Regions from separate parts of the Homo sapiens genome. Here region 1 is linked to region 2. A link is a loop called in an ENCODE intact Hi-C map of the cell type or tissue named here. Cell type or tissue: endothelial cell of umbilical vein. All regions are shown on one strand.

Evidence for each region. Hi-C counts contacts between places; a loop is a spot of excess contacts. Peaks named below come from ENCODE experiments on the same cell type or tissue, not always from the same donor. Only the 100,000 strongest peaks of a DNase experiment are listed, where the experiment ranks them.
Region 1: a loop joins it to region 2, with 12 times the contacts of the local background. A loop is called at or near these places in 2 of 110 quality-filtered maps.

Annotation. Positions count from the first base shown.
Region 1 is chr11:132,154,061-132,162,060 of GRCh38, reverse strand. The region is part of intron 3 of NTM (neurotrimin); the gene reads right to left. Among named protein-coding and RNA genes, the nearest start is that of NTM-IT, 130 kb to the left of the region's middle. In endothelial cell of umbilical vein, a CTCF peak has its summit at 3,771 (motif pointing right); no DNase peak of the experiment used is centred here.
Region 2 is chr11:131,743,672-131,751,671 of GRCh38, reverse strand. The region is part of intron 1 of NTM (neurotrimin); the gene reads right to left. Among named protein-coding and RNA genes, the nearest start is that of NTM-AS1, 84 kb to the right of the region's middle. In endothelial cell of umbilical vein, a CTCF peak has its summit at 3,308 (motif pointing left); DNase peaks (open chromatin) are centred at 2,371, 3,291, 6,081 and 6,631; H3K27ac peaks cover 5,429 bases.

The DNA.
Region 1 (8,000 bases), 410 kb before region 2:
GTTTGGATCTCAAGAAAGACACCTGAAACCTAGTGTCTTCCTTCCCTGCACTGCGCACGGAGAGAATTTCAACCGGGGTTGGATGTGGGTTCCCTAAGGGAAATGATCTATTACGAGTGAAACTGCAGCTCAATTTCAAGATGTGCTTATTAAGTGAAATGAAAAATAAATAATTAAAAAGGTGCATCTGATTATCTTATCCTCTCTACAACGGCCATGTGGGCTCTGAGTGTTGGAGGCGAAACCCATGGGGACCTTCCGTGGAGAAGCAGCCCAGCAGGAAGGGTCCGGGGATGGCGCAGCTGCGGGAGGAGGGAATCGCAGTCTGGGTGCACAGGGCTGCGCACGGGGAAGAAAGCGGACACTGGGTGAAACAGAGGGATGGCAACTGGCAAGGGGGCGCCAGGGGAAGAGGAGAGGAAGCAAAGAAAGTTGGGGGGAGGAAGACTGTGGGAAATGTGAAATTGGAGGACGCATGAGCCCGGGTGCACAGTGCCCGGAATCGAAGGTCAACATGAAAAACGGGGTTGGCGATGCGTGAGAGAACGGGAGTATCAGATAGAGCGTGCCTAAGAGAGTGAAATAGGACACCATGAAAAAGAACAGGAAAAAAAGGATGAAAAACGGTGACAGGCAGAAGATGACAAAAAGAACATTTTGTGGGGAAAAAAAAAAAAAAAAAAAAAAAAAGCTGCTCGAAAGACCAAATGAGAAACAGCCTCCAAGAGCTAGGTGGAAAATAGCAAAGAAGAGAACTGTCTATGGAAAGGAAGAAGGGTGTCCATCTGCTGATTCTGCCGATCTTCTAAACAGGGTGCTGCACTCACTCCAGTGGGGGAGAATCCATGGACAAATGAAGCCTCACTGGAGGAGCACAAATAGTATGAAACCAGGAGCTCAACTCCTCCTCACCTCCGCTGAGGAGCCCTGGCCAGGCAAGAAGGAAGGGGGGATCCCACAAAGCTGTGAACCATGGAGGTCCTTTGGTCTCTGCATTGCTCCCAGATACCCTCTTGTCAAAACTGAAACCAAGTGAGGAATTCTCCTGAATTGGGTCTGCTCTCCCCTAACTTGGCTCCTTCTGCCCTTAAGAAATATCCCGAAGTCACCGGCAGGGCTTTCCAGGCCCTGGGCCATCTGCCGTGGCTCCCCTCTCGGGTCTCTCCTCTCACCCTCCTCCTTCTCTCACTGCCTGCGGGGGATGCTTTTTCCTTCTCTACAGGGACCCTGCCCTCAGCGGTGCCCCATCCTGCACTTGTCATTTTTTGTCCAGAAGGTTTCACCTTCCTGATGCTACCCAGCTAATCCTCCTCAGCTCTCAGCTGGGCAAAACTTCATGTCCAAAGTCCCTGGGCTTCTTCAGGGGCCTCCCCTGGCTGCTGGCATAGCCCCTGGTATTCAGCCCAGCTCTCTCCCTATGTTAAAAGGAGTTACTGACTTCTCCAGTCACCCGCCCACATATTATTTCTTTGGGGGTAACTAGGGCATTCGTGCTCTACCGTGAGTGTAGCGTGATGCCTGGCTCATAGTAGATGTTCATGGAATATTTGATGGGTGAAGGAAGGAAGAAAAGATGATTGCTATATATGCATCTTTCTTCAACCAGGTCCTGGGCTGAAAGATGAGGCAGGCATTTCATGTGTTGGTAGGAGAGGGGTGAAGGGCCTGCTTCAGCTCCCCTTCCCCACCAGACCGTGAGCTTCATGCAGTGCTGTGGCCAAGGCTGACCCTTGAGGGCACTTCCTGGTGCATTAGCTGTCACCTGTGCTACCAGACCGACTCAATCACAGGAAGCTTTTTTGCACGAAAAATTCATTTGCCATATGAATGCCAGAAAAAGGTAAAAAGAATTTCTTGACTATTCTACTGCCAGTCCCAAATGGGCAGCATGCTGCCCTGTCCAAAGAGGGCAAAGGAATGGCTGCCATGCCTCAGTGAGTATCAGTGAGGGAACAAAGCCAGGTAACTCTTTAGAAAAACAAGGTGGGAGAAGGTGGAAGAAGCCTGCACTGACCCACTTAGGGGAGCAGCTCTTTTTCATGTCTGTTTCCCATTTTTCATTTGAACAACAGTGCAGCAACAAGCTCAGGGAGATGAAAGCCACACCGTAATTAGAAACCCAGAACAGGCCTGCTCACCTATTTGACACAGTTCCTACTAATCAGCATGAACCTCATTTAGGATTTGATGTAAGAAATGTTCCCAATTTGACCTTCAGCTGCCTCGGGCCTTAGCTCGCTGGGCTCCAGCCTGTGATTCCCAGTTCTACCCCCACACCCACGCCTGCACCTAGGCTCTTCAGGTTCGGTGGGTCTGTGGAGTGGTCTCCACTCTTCTTTTTTTTCTGGGAAGTTCCTCCAGAGATTCCAAGGCAGGCAGCAGGAATGAGTGGTCAGACAAACATTCTGTGATAACTCCGGTTTTGGTATCCTCTGAACCTGTTCTCCTTTCTGCTTTCAAATAGCTTCTCCTATTTAAAAAGCTCTCCTGGTTCTTTATCCTGTCTTATCCTATCTTATTTCAAGCTTTACCCTTTGTTCACACAAACTGCATCTCCTGTTGGTGACATGATTTCAGGTCCATAATCCAAAGGCGATATTCCCAGAATTCCAAACAGAAACAAAGTCTGGCACATTTTTTCCCTTATTTGTAAATATATAAACTTGAAACTTTTACAAAGGTGTCAACTTTAAATTCCATTGACTTACTCCCTTAGCAACCACACATGGAGAATAAACGCGTCTCTTAGGAATAGGATCATCCAGGAAAACTGGAACCATGTGGCCACGGGACCCCTTCCACTCTTCCTGTATATGTGCCCTCTGGCCATGGATCGGCTGCTCTAAAGCCCTGTTTGTCCAGCCCCTCAAGGAGAGAGGGGGGTCTCCTGGTCAGGAACACAGGATAATACAATCTCAGCCTTGTTTTCATTCTCTCTCAGTCTCCCTGCTGCAAAACTCCCCTCCAATCCACCCTTCATTCTGATGCCAGAGATCTTTCTGAAATACAACTAATTTAATTTCCCTGTTCAACCCTTCCTATAATTCCCCATCCCCTCCACAGTGAAACCCACACCCTGGGGGTGGCAGAGATCTGGCCCTCTCCTGCTATCCAGGCTGTGGTGCGCCTCTATCATTCCTGTTTTCTTTCCAGGCAGTGACCTGGAGTGACTCATCTTTGGTCTCTCAGAGTCCTTCCTGCTGTGTGATTTGTTCCTTCAATCTGGTTCAATTCTTTACCTTGCTAAGAAAATGCACACTGCAAAACTCAGCTGAATGTCACCTGGTCTGAGACTAGAGGGACCAAAACATTTTGATAGAAGTAACAGAGAAGTTCATGCTCTCACGCCTGACCAAAGAGAGAGCAAACACTGAGAAAATATGATCAAGTCCACTTAACGGTAGGCCTTTGTTTTCATTCATTCATTTATTTGACAAATGCTTACAGAGTGCCTACTATGCACCAGACCCTGTTCTAGGCACTTGGGAAACAACAATGAACATGCCAGATCAAGCCCCACCATCATGGCACACATGTTCTAGAGGGGTTGAAACAGGCTACCACTCTCCAACACGGAAATATCCATTATGCCAATAGGTGAGTTACTTTATAAAGAACAAACAAGGCAAGAAAGGTGCTAGGGTGTGATGATGTGGGGTTGGAAGCTCTATTTTATGCAGGTGGTGAAGAAGGCCTCTGCCTTAAGGTGACCTTGAACAGAGATCTAAGAAGAGAGCCCCAAGGACACCTGGCATGGGCACCAGCAGAGGGAGCTTTAAGGCCTGGAAGCCAGGAGGCCACCTTGGTGTATCACAGGCATATCAGGAAGTAGTGGAGACAGGGTAAGGAAAAGGGAGTGTGTGTGGAGGTGAAGCCAGGGAGACACTGGTGGCCGGACCAAGGAAGACCTTTTAGGCCACAGTAGGGATGTTAAAGACCTTAGGTGAGCCAGGAAGCGACTAAATCAGGAACAACGAAGCCTGCACAGAAATGCTTTCGCTGAGCATGGAGAACAGACGATAGGGAATAAGAACAAAAAAAGCAGGCCAGTTAGGTAGAAAGCTGTGGAACACTCCAGACAAAGGTAACAGCAGCTTGGGAGAGGGCAGAAGAGGCAGGACTGGATAAACCTCCGAATTCAGAAAATCTAGCAGGACGTGCTCAGGATTGAGGAAGAGGACGGGAAAAGGAAAACAGTGAAGACGGACTGCAGCTTTCACATGAGCCACTAGAAGAATGCAATTGCCATTTACCAGATGGCAAGACTCCAGGAGGAGCAGGTTTAGGGTTGGAGTCAGAGGATGGTCAGGAAAGAAGGCTAGAATTCAAGAGATCTATGTTTTACATTTTCAGTTTGAGATGCCTATGAGACACATAGTGGAGAAAAAACACAAATACGAGGTCCCTCTCCCAGTTAACAAGAGAATGTTTAGCGATTTTAATCTTCAACTCTGGTCCCACATTCACAAACCAAATCTCACAGCTTAATGCTAGGCGACATCAATGGTTTCCTCTCATTAAAACCATATTTGGCAGAGGTGTCTTTCCCTCCCTGCTTCCATACCCTAGGGCCCCTGGGACAGAAATTTTCAACATCAAAAAGTATCATCTTAGTTTTGAAATGTGGATGACTCCATCTGCTCCTGTAGATACCCCAAGGACAAAAAGCTGATGCCTCATTGCATTTACATGACAAGGGTGCATCTCCAAAGAGATTTTTTTTAAAAAGAAATAATGAAAAAGATGAGTGTTACTTCATCTCTCACAGTGACAAAGACTAAATTTGGGGCAGATTTCAAATATCAATTTTTGTTTTTCCTATTTCCATCCATTAAGGATTCAAAACATTGAAGGTCAGTGTATTTGTTTCCTTTTTCTATAACACATTTCCATATATTTAGTGGCTTAACAAACAAGAGAAATTGATTCTTTGATGATTCTGGAGGTGAGACGTCCAAAAATGACTCTCACTAGGCTGAAATCAGGGTATCAGGAAGGCTGTGATTCCTCCAGAGGCTCTCAAAAGATATCTGGTCTTTGGTGCTCCCAGCTTCCGCTGGCTATGGGCATTCTTTGGCTTGTGGCCACATCACTGTAACCCTGAGGGTCAGCATCTTCATATCCCTCTGCTCCCGTCTTTACACTGCCTTCTCCTCTGTGTGTGTTCCTATCAAATCTTCCTCTGCCTCCCTTTTGTAAAGATTTATGTGATTGCATTTAGGGCCCAGGACAATTTCCCTATCTCAAATCTTTAAACTAATCTCATCTGTAAAGACTCTACCATGCAAAGTATATTTTTGGGTTCCAGGGATTAGAATCTGATCTTTGTTTGGACATTATTCAGCCTACTACAACTAGTAATGAAAAAAAAATGAATCATTTTGTTTAATAATTATAATACAATAAAAAAGAAACTTTACAGATAGATTATCCAACAAATAGTCCCTGAGCTCTATTAAATTCCAGGCACTGGGGATAGAATGCACAAGCATACGGGCCCCCTGACCTCAGAAAAAATGACATAATCAACCAATCACACAGACAAATGCCACATTTTAACTGTGGCAAAAAGCAGGAAGAAGGGCAAGGCTCTAGCTCCTGGCAGAGGTGGGAGTGGCAGTGGTTAGCAGGTCTGGGAAAGTTCTCTATGGAAATGGCATTTGAGTCAAAGTCTGAAGGATAAATAGGACCGACTGGGTGAAAAGCAAAAGAGAATTCCAGGAAGAGGGAAGGGAACGTTCAAAGGGCCTATGACCAGAAATAACAAGAAAAAATACACTAGAATGAAAATAGTGAGGCAGGACATGGCATGAACCAGGAGCAGAGGTCCCCTGGAGCCTGGCCTCCAGGACTATCAACTCCTTCATAAGGAATTGGCTCTCTTGGGCTAAAGAGAAGTCTTTGAGGAACCTCCAGATTTGGTTTGAAAAGATCACTCAGGCTACAAGTGCAGAAATGAGGGGTGAGGGGTGCAAAGTGGGTGTGGCAGAATCGCTATTTTCATTCTAACAGTCGGGAGCTGAAACGCCACATTACTCAATTTCAAAAGACTTTATTATTTTCTTGGCCTTCTGCAACAGCAAAGCCTGGCTCCCAAGCTTGCAGCCATCGCTCTCAGCCCAGGGACTCTCCAGTGGCTGTGAGAGCTGCTGCCCTTACACACCCTACCTGCACCCCACTCCTTTGCACATCCCCATTGTAGGGACCCATCTCATCCATCTTTGTATCCATTCCAACCTCAATTTCAGGACTTGACACATGATGGTTTATGTGTGAAAGGGAAAATAATCAAAATTTCTCATCTTTCTTTCTCAGAGTAGGAAGAAATGGCTTGGCCAGCCTAGCCCTCAGAATGAGGAACAGTGTTAGCACACAGGTCCCCTCTGTGAAATCCAGGTTTTAGGACGATAAGAACACCATAAAACATGCCCAAACAAAACTGTGAGAACACAGGAGATGGTGGCAAGAGAGCTGAGGAAGAGCACCAGGTCAGAAGGCCAGAAAGCCAGGAGCAATAGAGCTCCGCGGAGGCGGCTGAGGCTGGAGAAACGGGATGCGACCCAGACCGGTTTCTGGGAACAGGGACCCACATCAGCGGCAGGACATGTGTGCATTCCCCATCTAGAGGATTGCATCCATAGAAAGAAGACAGAAAAAGACAAATGGATGTAAGCACCTGGAAGTCTTTAGGGCTGTTGGATGATCACAACAATGAGGGGTGCTCTTCTGCTTCCCTGCACCTACTTGACACCCTTCTCCAAATCGAATTATGGGACACAAAAACACTTCTATAAAAGGTATCTAATTGGGAATATCTAATCTGGAATAACTAAAACAAGGAGATCATTTTTCCAGGTAATTATCAAAATTCAGACTGTAACCCAAAACTCTTAAATCCTGAAATTTACTTCTTTCTACTAAGCTATTAAATCCCCAACGGAGCCAACACCGGGTTCATTGTGCAGACTCCCAATTAATCACAGTAGAAAGCACTACTTGCCAAGTGAAAATCCTCTATTTTGAATTCTTAATCCCCCCACCAGCTGAGTTTACCACAAAGACATGAATATATAATTGAGACATAAAGAAAACATGCCACCAAATTAAACTGCCCTGATTTTGCATCAATAAATTCTTTCTCAAATAACATGAAATGAAGAAAGTGTGGTGCTCCAAAAACTCCAGGAGTGAATTCCTCTGCTGAGCCAAGCTCTAGCGGAAGCCAATTAGATTTCATACCAATGTTAGACAATTATTTACTGCAGGCGACATTCAACAGGAACATGTCTTAACATACACTCCAAGTGGTGACACCTCAAAGCCTAAATTAGCCTGGAGATATCAGAAACAGGAAGTCTTCTCATTTGTATGAGGACTCTCAGGTAGGAGGCTGCTGAGGACCTGAGGGCTGGGGACTGCTTCTTGCAGCTGTCATTCATCCTCGGCAGCATCCTCACCCTCTCTGCCATGATCATCACCATGACAGCACAAAACCCAGTACCACACCCTCTATTTGCTAAGACACAAAGAGATGCACCTTACTATACTATGGAAGAAGAATCATTATTACAAATTCAAATGTAAGACATACATTGGAGAGATTTTGAAAATTGACGTATTGGTAGAAAAGTCTTTGGCAATCTTTCCCCTTTGTGTCTTAACCATGCAAGAAGCATAGAACCAGTTGGGATTGGATGTATTCTTTCCTTCCAATATATCTCCTTTCTACCCAAGATTTATTGACTTAGGTGTTTGTCATGTTCTTTTCCACTGATAATCTTTTGAGTATTTGTCCATTGTCAAAACAATCTAATGTGCACTTCCTTGTGAAAGAAAGTAGCATTCTAGCAGGACAACCAGAAAAAAATAAGCCTATTGGAAGCCTATCTGGTTCCACCTGAAACTGAGATGCAGCCTACCTTTCTAGCCATATATTGAGTGATTTCACCCCAGGAACTCTGCCCTGTGACCATATTAGCGTCCTCACTCTTCGTCCAACA
Region 2 (8,000 bases):
TTTCCTGCCTCAGCCTCTCGAGTAGCTAGGACTACTGGCACATGCCACCATGTCCAGCTAATTTTCTTTTTTTTTTTTTTTTGAGACGGAGTCTTGCTCTTTTGCCCAGGCCAGAGTGCAGTGGCAGTATCTCGGCCCACTGCAAGCTCCGCCTCCCAGGTTCACGCCATTCTCCTGCCTCAGCCTCCCGAGTAGCTGGGACTACAGGTGCCCGCCACCGCGCCCGGCTAATTTTTTGTATTTTTAATGGAGACGGGGTTTCACCGTGTTAGCCAGGATGGTCTCGATCCCCTGACCTCGTGATCCGCCCACCTCAGCCTCCCGAAGTGCTGGGATTACACGGTGGCGTGAGCCACCGTGCCCAGCCTTTTTATTTATTTATTTATTTATTTTTTATTTTAGTAGAGACGGGGTTTCACCATGTTGGCCAGGATGGTCTCAATCTCCTGAACTTGTGATCCGCCTGCCTTGGCCTGCCAAAGTGCTGGGATTACAAGTGTGAGCCACCTTGCCTGGCCCATAAGTATAATTTAAAAAATAAATAGATCACACTGAGAGAGGATATCAGGGGATAGGCAATAAGAAGGGCATCCCAAATGGCCTGAAGAGTGATTAGGAGGGTGGGAGAAAGTGGCCGTGGGGTGAGTGGAGGCTTCTTCCAGATGGAGAAAAAGCCCCATGTGGGAGTCTCAGGGTGGAGGTGGGCTAATGCTGTCCTCTCAGCCTGGATGCAGGCCCCTGGGATTGGAAACACCGAGGCAGGGGAGGAGGCCTGTGGTGAGGAGAGAGAGCAGGCATCCCCGGACACCACAGAGCTCCACAAGGCCTGGGAAGCGCTTAGGATTGGATCCAAAGTGGAATAGAAAGTCACCGCTAGGTAAACAGGAGAAGCACAGGCTCATTCAGGCTTTCAAAATCTCACCTAGGCTCCAGCAATGAGAGTGACTGAGATGATGGCAGAGTGAGATGCTAGTCAGAGTCTATTGCTGTGGTTACACAGAAATGACCAAGTGGTGGGCTGTGGTGGAAAGCGGAAATGAAAAAATTCAAGATGCATTTTGGAGATGAAATCAACAGGATTTAATAATGACTTAGATGCCAGGATTGTAGCAAAGGGGGTGGTCAGGAGGCCACTTGGTCTCTGGCTTGAGCAATTGGTCTGATGGAGGCACCAAGTGGAGAGAAAAAAGACCTGTATGGTGGTTGGAACCAGGCACCCTGCAGTGGCTCCAGTAACTGTTATGGCAGGCCAGTGTGGCAAGCTCTGGGGAAGGAGGTGAGGAGCTTGTTGCCAGAATGACACTTTGCCTGGCAATGAAAACACATGGGTATGTGGCAATGTACATGTGACTGAAGGCCATAACTTAGAGTCTCTAAGGAGACACCAAGGAGGATCCAGGGACACCACACACAGATGTGTAGATCCTGGACAAAGGTGGCAACACCCAATCTCAGGAATAAAATAAAAAGAGTTCTCTCTCTAAAATAAATGCAAGGTAAGTATTTGGAAAGACAGACTTAGAGAGAAATGATAACGTTAGGGGATGAGTGCTTTCTCTCCGTTGAGTGTAAGCAGGTGCCTAATGGCTTTCCACCTAAGGTCAGGGGAAACCCAAGGCTCACAGGGTTCCCAGACAGCATGCCCAGCTTGCTTTCATCTGGCATTCTCGGAGCAACTGCTGCATCCAGGAACTCTGCCCAATGCGAGAAACACAGAAATGTTTAAGATTCGGTGTCTGCCCTGCACAGCTGACAGGGAAATGTCCTGGTATCCTCTACATAAAACGATGATGCCTGTAATCCCAGCACTTTGGGAGGCTGAGGAGGGCAAATCACCTGAGGTTAGGAGTTTGAGACCAGCCTGACCAGCATAGTGAAACCCTGTCTCTACTAAAAATAGAAAAAATTATCTGAGCATGGTGGTGGGCACCTGTCATCCCAGCTACTTGGGAGGCTGAAGCAGGAGAATCTCTTGAACCTGGAAGGCAGAGGTTGCAGTGAGCTGAGACCATGCCATTGCACTCCAGCCTGGGTGACAAGAGCAAAATTCCATGTCAAACAAAACAAAAGAAAACAAACAAAAAAACAGTGACAATGCAGGGACATACGTCAACAACAGAGGTGTGTCCCAGGGGCTAAGGGATCAAGGTAGGGACCACCTAACAAGTCAAATTCCTTCAATTATTAAAAGAAAAATAATGATTTGCCTGTAGCATATAGCCTGTAAATGTCATAATGACATGCATTCTTCTTGCCATTTTTAGATGCTCACTCTGTGCCAGACACAGCTCTGAGCACTTTGTAAGCTCTATGTCATTTCCTCTTCATAGCAGCCCTGGGAGTGGATATCTGTATCATTCCCTTATTACATGCCAGGAAAGTGTGGCTTATACATCTTCATCGGTCCAAGCTCACATTCTTAGGAAGTGGCTAAGCCAGGGTTGAAACCCAGGTCCCTGTGATCTGTACTGCCACACTCCTGATCACTTTATGATTTCCAGTACTGAGTTGATTCAGAACAACTTCATCCGGAAGTAAAGTTGGCTGCATCTGTTGTAGCTTCTCCAGTGCCCACTCCTGTTTCAACTGTTGATTTATCACAGTGCCCAAAGAGTGTTGATTATTTAAGTGCAATGGTCATGATCTAAGTGCTGAGGACATATGCTACTCTATGTCCTTTCTTTTCTGTGTGAACAAAATGAGGAGGCAGGCCACAGAGGTACACCCAAGAGAAAGGCCGAGCCGGGGCCCCTCTGATGTCAAAAGCCCCCATGCTGTGAGGAAAGCAGGGCCGCCTGGCACTGGGAACCGTCCAGTCCCATACACTCCTGCAAGCTTTCTGCCCAGAGGCCAAGCCTCCAGGGTAGTGGAGAGAAAGAGAAGTAGTGCCAGGCAGTCCCCTCCCATCTGTTTTGCAGAGGAGAGCCATTCTGAAAAAGCACATCGGATTAAATAAATTAAAAGAATTGCACCCCCCTGGGAACATTCTCAAAACAGAAGGTCATTTGAACCGATGTGTGATTCACTCAGAGGCTCTCTTCTTATAGGAAACGAATACATTCAAAATAAAATCACTTCATGGAGTAAGAGGCAGTGGATGGGCACAGGGAGGAGGGGGCAGGTCATGGAAGGCACAGTGTTTACAAAGCCATTAAAGGAGAATGAATAGATCTAGCCTGGTCCCAAAAGGCAAAGAAATGTGAATTTTCACATATAAATAGAAAACGTTTAGAATGGTATTAATTCAAGACCAAGCTCCTAATGTCTTTCCAAGTTAGCCGGCTGTGCGGCGTCTGCTTAGCTGCACTGACCCCTGCCGGTGAGAATCCAGAATTATCTGCTGCTCTGCCACTATTTTCAGACAATGTCCACAGTCCTGGTGACTGCGTGGCAAGTGTGTGTCCACCGTCATGTACTACATGATACATGACCTGGACGCCTAACCAAGAACCACTTTGCCACTACAATACCCAGAACCTACTAGAATATAAGGCACATAGTAAACCCTTAACAGACTTGGTTGAGTGACTATATGACCAAGCATGTACAATTCTAATACCTAATTGAACACATTTAGCTTATGGCACCTTTATCTCATATGAACAGTACCATCAACGCTTCTTGTACACAAGTAATGGATTCTGCTAAGAAAGATGTATCAGGTAATACTGAAGTCACAATGCACAATGGCAGGTGCTATGTGGTGCCCGGCGAGTACAGTGGAGGGCCTGTTGTCAGTCATGGTGACACGGTGGTGATGTGTTGGTTGTGTCCTGGTGGAGACATTCCTGGGATCACAGGATAACGAGGAGCTTGTCAAGCTAAGGAACACGGGGAGGGGATTCTATGCAAAGACAATACAATGTCAATGGCAGAGACATGAAAAAATTGCATGGAGCTTTCAGGAAATTCCCTTGCTGTTGCTGGCAGTTCCAGTGAGAGGCAGGACTGGCAGTGGCAGACATTTAAGAAGTCATGTGATACAAGGCTCTCTGGATCCCAAGATCCAGAAAAGCTTGAGATCATCCTATGGTCCATGTGGCCCCACAGAACTGTTTGACATTTAGAAGCAACATGGTTTATTTTGCATTTTATTTACACCACTCATCTCAGATGTGGAAGATGATTTCAGGGGTATGGAAGGAGAACAACGAAGGCCGAGAGTCCAGCTACAAAGCTATTGCATTTAATAGGGACACAGGAGGAACTTCATTAAGATGTTGGTAGCTTGAATGGCAAGCAAAAGGCTGATGGGAGAAAGATTTAGGAGACACAACCCAAAGGCACAGATATGTGTGCTAGCAACTGGAAGAGAGAACAGCTTCTGCAGAAAGACTCAGGTGGAGGAGGAGGATTGTGAGGAAATTCAGAAGAGATGCTAAGCTTGGGTGCTCGTGGGTTATTCAGCTGGCAATTCAAAGAGTGAGTTGTAAGTTCATAGGACAGTTTGACTGCACATAGAGTTTGGGGAGTTGTTGATTTATAGATTGTAGTAGTGAGAAGCACATTTTCCATCTGTGCCTTAGTTTCCCTCTAGCATATTAGTATAAAAAATAAATTGCTCCTAAGGTATGCAGTGGCTTCTAAGAAAGGCTTATCATAATCTTAACATATATGTATAACAGAATGCTTTATTAAAAAATATGTATGTCATTTTTCTTCTTCACCACAAAGGTATATGTTAGATATTTTTACACCAATTTTACAGGTATCAAAATTGAGTTTCTAAGATTAAGTAACATGGCTATGACTACTACAGCAAATTGATAAGTGACATGTGAGGACCTCAGCTCCAGTCCTCTGATTCTTTTCGGTATCACTGACTCATTGTTATAATAATTTGTTGACATCGCTGCCTTTTTCGGAGGGTACACTAGACTCATGAAGGATGATACTGAAATTCAAAGTTTTATAAAAATGCCAAGCATATGAAGCAGGAAAAAAAAATAGCAATGTCCCATCATTTATAAAACTGAGCTCCTTGGAAGATAAAGGTTATTTAAATGCATAGGCTTATTAATGTCTCTGCATACTCACAGTTCTATCAATCTGAGCATAACCTGAAACTGCAAATTGTACAGGAGGAGACAGACAACATGCTTAATGCTTATCTTGATCTGGAAAATTATACCGTAAGGATCAAGAAAGGCAAACTTAGTGCCTGGGAACATAATGGAAAAACGTATTCATGAGCATCTGTCTTCCTTCTCTTTGCCGCTTCCTGCTTTCCTCTCTGTAAAACTTCCGCCACACCAATTTGGCTACATCATTTTCCTACACACAAGTCAGTGGAGAGCTCCCCATTGGGCAATGTTTTACTTTTCCGGCGTTGAAAAAGAGCGGCACAGCATGCGTCCAAATCCCGCCAGCATGTAAGAAATGTACCCAACCAGCCCGTGAAAGATGTCCGTCCCTGATGGTTGCCACAGGGAAATGAATTAAATCTCACCAGCCCTGAAAGTCACCTTCGGCGGGAGGATTTTTGTTGTTGTTTTCCCCACCACATCTACCTTCACGGTCCTTCTGATTATATCCATGGCAGTAGGAGAGGATGACGACTCCCACAAAGAGGGTAAAGGAAACATTCCTGGACAGACGGACGATGGCCAGGCTGAGGGTTGGGAACACCCCTGCCTCCCCTCACAGGGCCCTGTTCTTTTGTTGGCAGCCTCCCACCAGCGCACGTGATAAAGGGGGCAGCAGAAAGAGGGACACAGGCTGGAGAATGAGCATATTTCCTTGAAATGCTTCTTTCGGTGAATTAAACAGGGGTTTTTTGCAGACTGAAAAGGATTTATTTTAGTGCTACAACTTCTCTTATTCTCTGTAAAGGAGTTAGCTTCCCTAAGAGCTAGAAATATTTCCCAAGAAATATTTATAATCATCCTAACATATTTGTATAATGCTTTATAATAAAATAGATGTCTCATTTGTCTCATTTTTTTTTCTCACCACCTACTATAGGTTAGATATTTTGCCCCAATTTTACAAGTAACAAAATGGAATTTCTAAGATGAAGTGACTTGGCTAAGGCCACGAGAGCAACTCAGGAAGTGATGAGTCAGGACTTCAACTCCAGTCCTCTGATCCTTTCAATATGTGTCACTGACCCCTTGTTCTAGTAATTCGGAAACCAAGGAAGATGAGGGCGGAATGATGGGGCCGAAAGCTGTACTAAGCCAGGGAAAAGGCTCCGATCAAGCAAAAATAGCGATTCTGATACTACAATGTTTGCACAGGGCTTTTACACTTTTCAACACCTTCCAAGTTATTCCATCACTTTGGCCTCATCTTGCAAGGCAGGTTTTGATAACCCTCCCCAGTTAAAAGATGAGGAGACTGAGAGCAGTGCCCTTCACCTGTCCCGGCTCAGCCTCCCTGAATGGCACCTCCTCATTCCCTGTGTAGGGGACAGGCATTCTGTTCTCTTTAGGAATCCCTCCAAGTCCTACAGGGAAAGCTCGAGGAAATACAGCCCCAGTATTACAAGCCATAATCATTGTCACCCAAGGCTATAACTCCATAAAGTGGTTTCTGGTAGCACCATCAATCAGAGAGCAAGTCAGCACAACCCCAGTGGAAGTCCAGGCCTCTGTGTGTCAGAGTTTGTTTTAGGACTGACATCCCTTTATAAACACCACAAGCGGCTCCAGTTGAATCACCATTTGCAGCTCTGTCTAACCCTTCTGCGTCAGCACTCAAAGTGCTTGCATTTGCCCAGGAGGTAAATGCAGATGCAGCTAGCAGCCCACAACTGTCTAATATTTAGTCGGTATCCAGCGATTCAGATGTGATACGAACGCTGCACTGACACACCGGTGTGGTGGGATTATGTCAGAGGAATACACAACAACTGGGATTTGAGCATCTTTGGGGCTAAGGAGAGTCCAGTTAGTTCCATATTCTATTCCTGCATCCTGAATAAACTGGGTTTGAGGGTAAGTATGTAGTCTGTCCTTAAATAACTGCAGAGGACACTTGTGCTTGTTTACTAAAATTGTTTCAGAGTCCAGGAACAACACAATTAGGAAATTCATCTTTTTTTTAAAAAAAACATTAATTTTCTAACCCATATCCAATTCCTTAATAGACTTCTTCTTTCTTCCTTTTACCTCTCCTGACAGCTTTTCCGCAGACTGCTTGAAAAGGGAATTGCCAGCAATTTTTAAAATTGGGAGATACTTTCCCCCAGGATACTTTGCTTCTAATGACAGTCATTCCTTTTATGTTTTTATTAACTTGAGTAGGAAGGAGGGGTTGATTTGCATGTTCTGTATTACAAACAATAATAATCTCTGTACAAATGTTAGATGGGAAAAACATGTATTTGCAGATTTGCTAAAATATTATAAGAATATAGTCTACAAGAATAAAGTCAATTATTCAGTCCCTTTAGATGTTAAATTGCAAATTATTTGTATGGAATTTAGTAATACTTAGCACTTTACATATCTAAAGTACTTTACAAACACTAACAAATTAATCCTCTCAATGGCTCCTTAAAATTAGGAATAATTACCTCTAATTCACAGATGGGGAAATCAGGAAAGGTTAAGAGACATGCTTCAAGTTACAGAGAAAGTTGCTGTCCCCAAAGACAGGAAGCAAAATAGGACCTGCTTCTCAAGTATGGGCTAATTTTGGAATATCAAGAGTTTCTAGCATAAATGGTCATTTGGGTCTCATCTTAAGAACTAATTTGATGATAGATTATTGGTATCACAATATGCCATAAGAAAAATGGAAATAACCACAAAGTATACATTTGGTCCAGGTTCCAGAATGAATAGACTAAATGGTAAAATATGCATTGGGGAATTGTACTGGATACAATAGCTCTTCTCCCAAGTACTGGATACATCAAAACTCTAGTTTGTCTGTATTATGCTGAAGGATGTACACAATTTCAAAAGAATAAGAATGGCTGCTTTCACTGTTTCACACGACCTCCTATTCTTATTGCTTTTTGCCTATTTTCCTTGAGCTATGGAAGGAAAGCC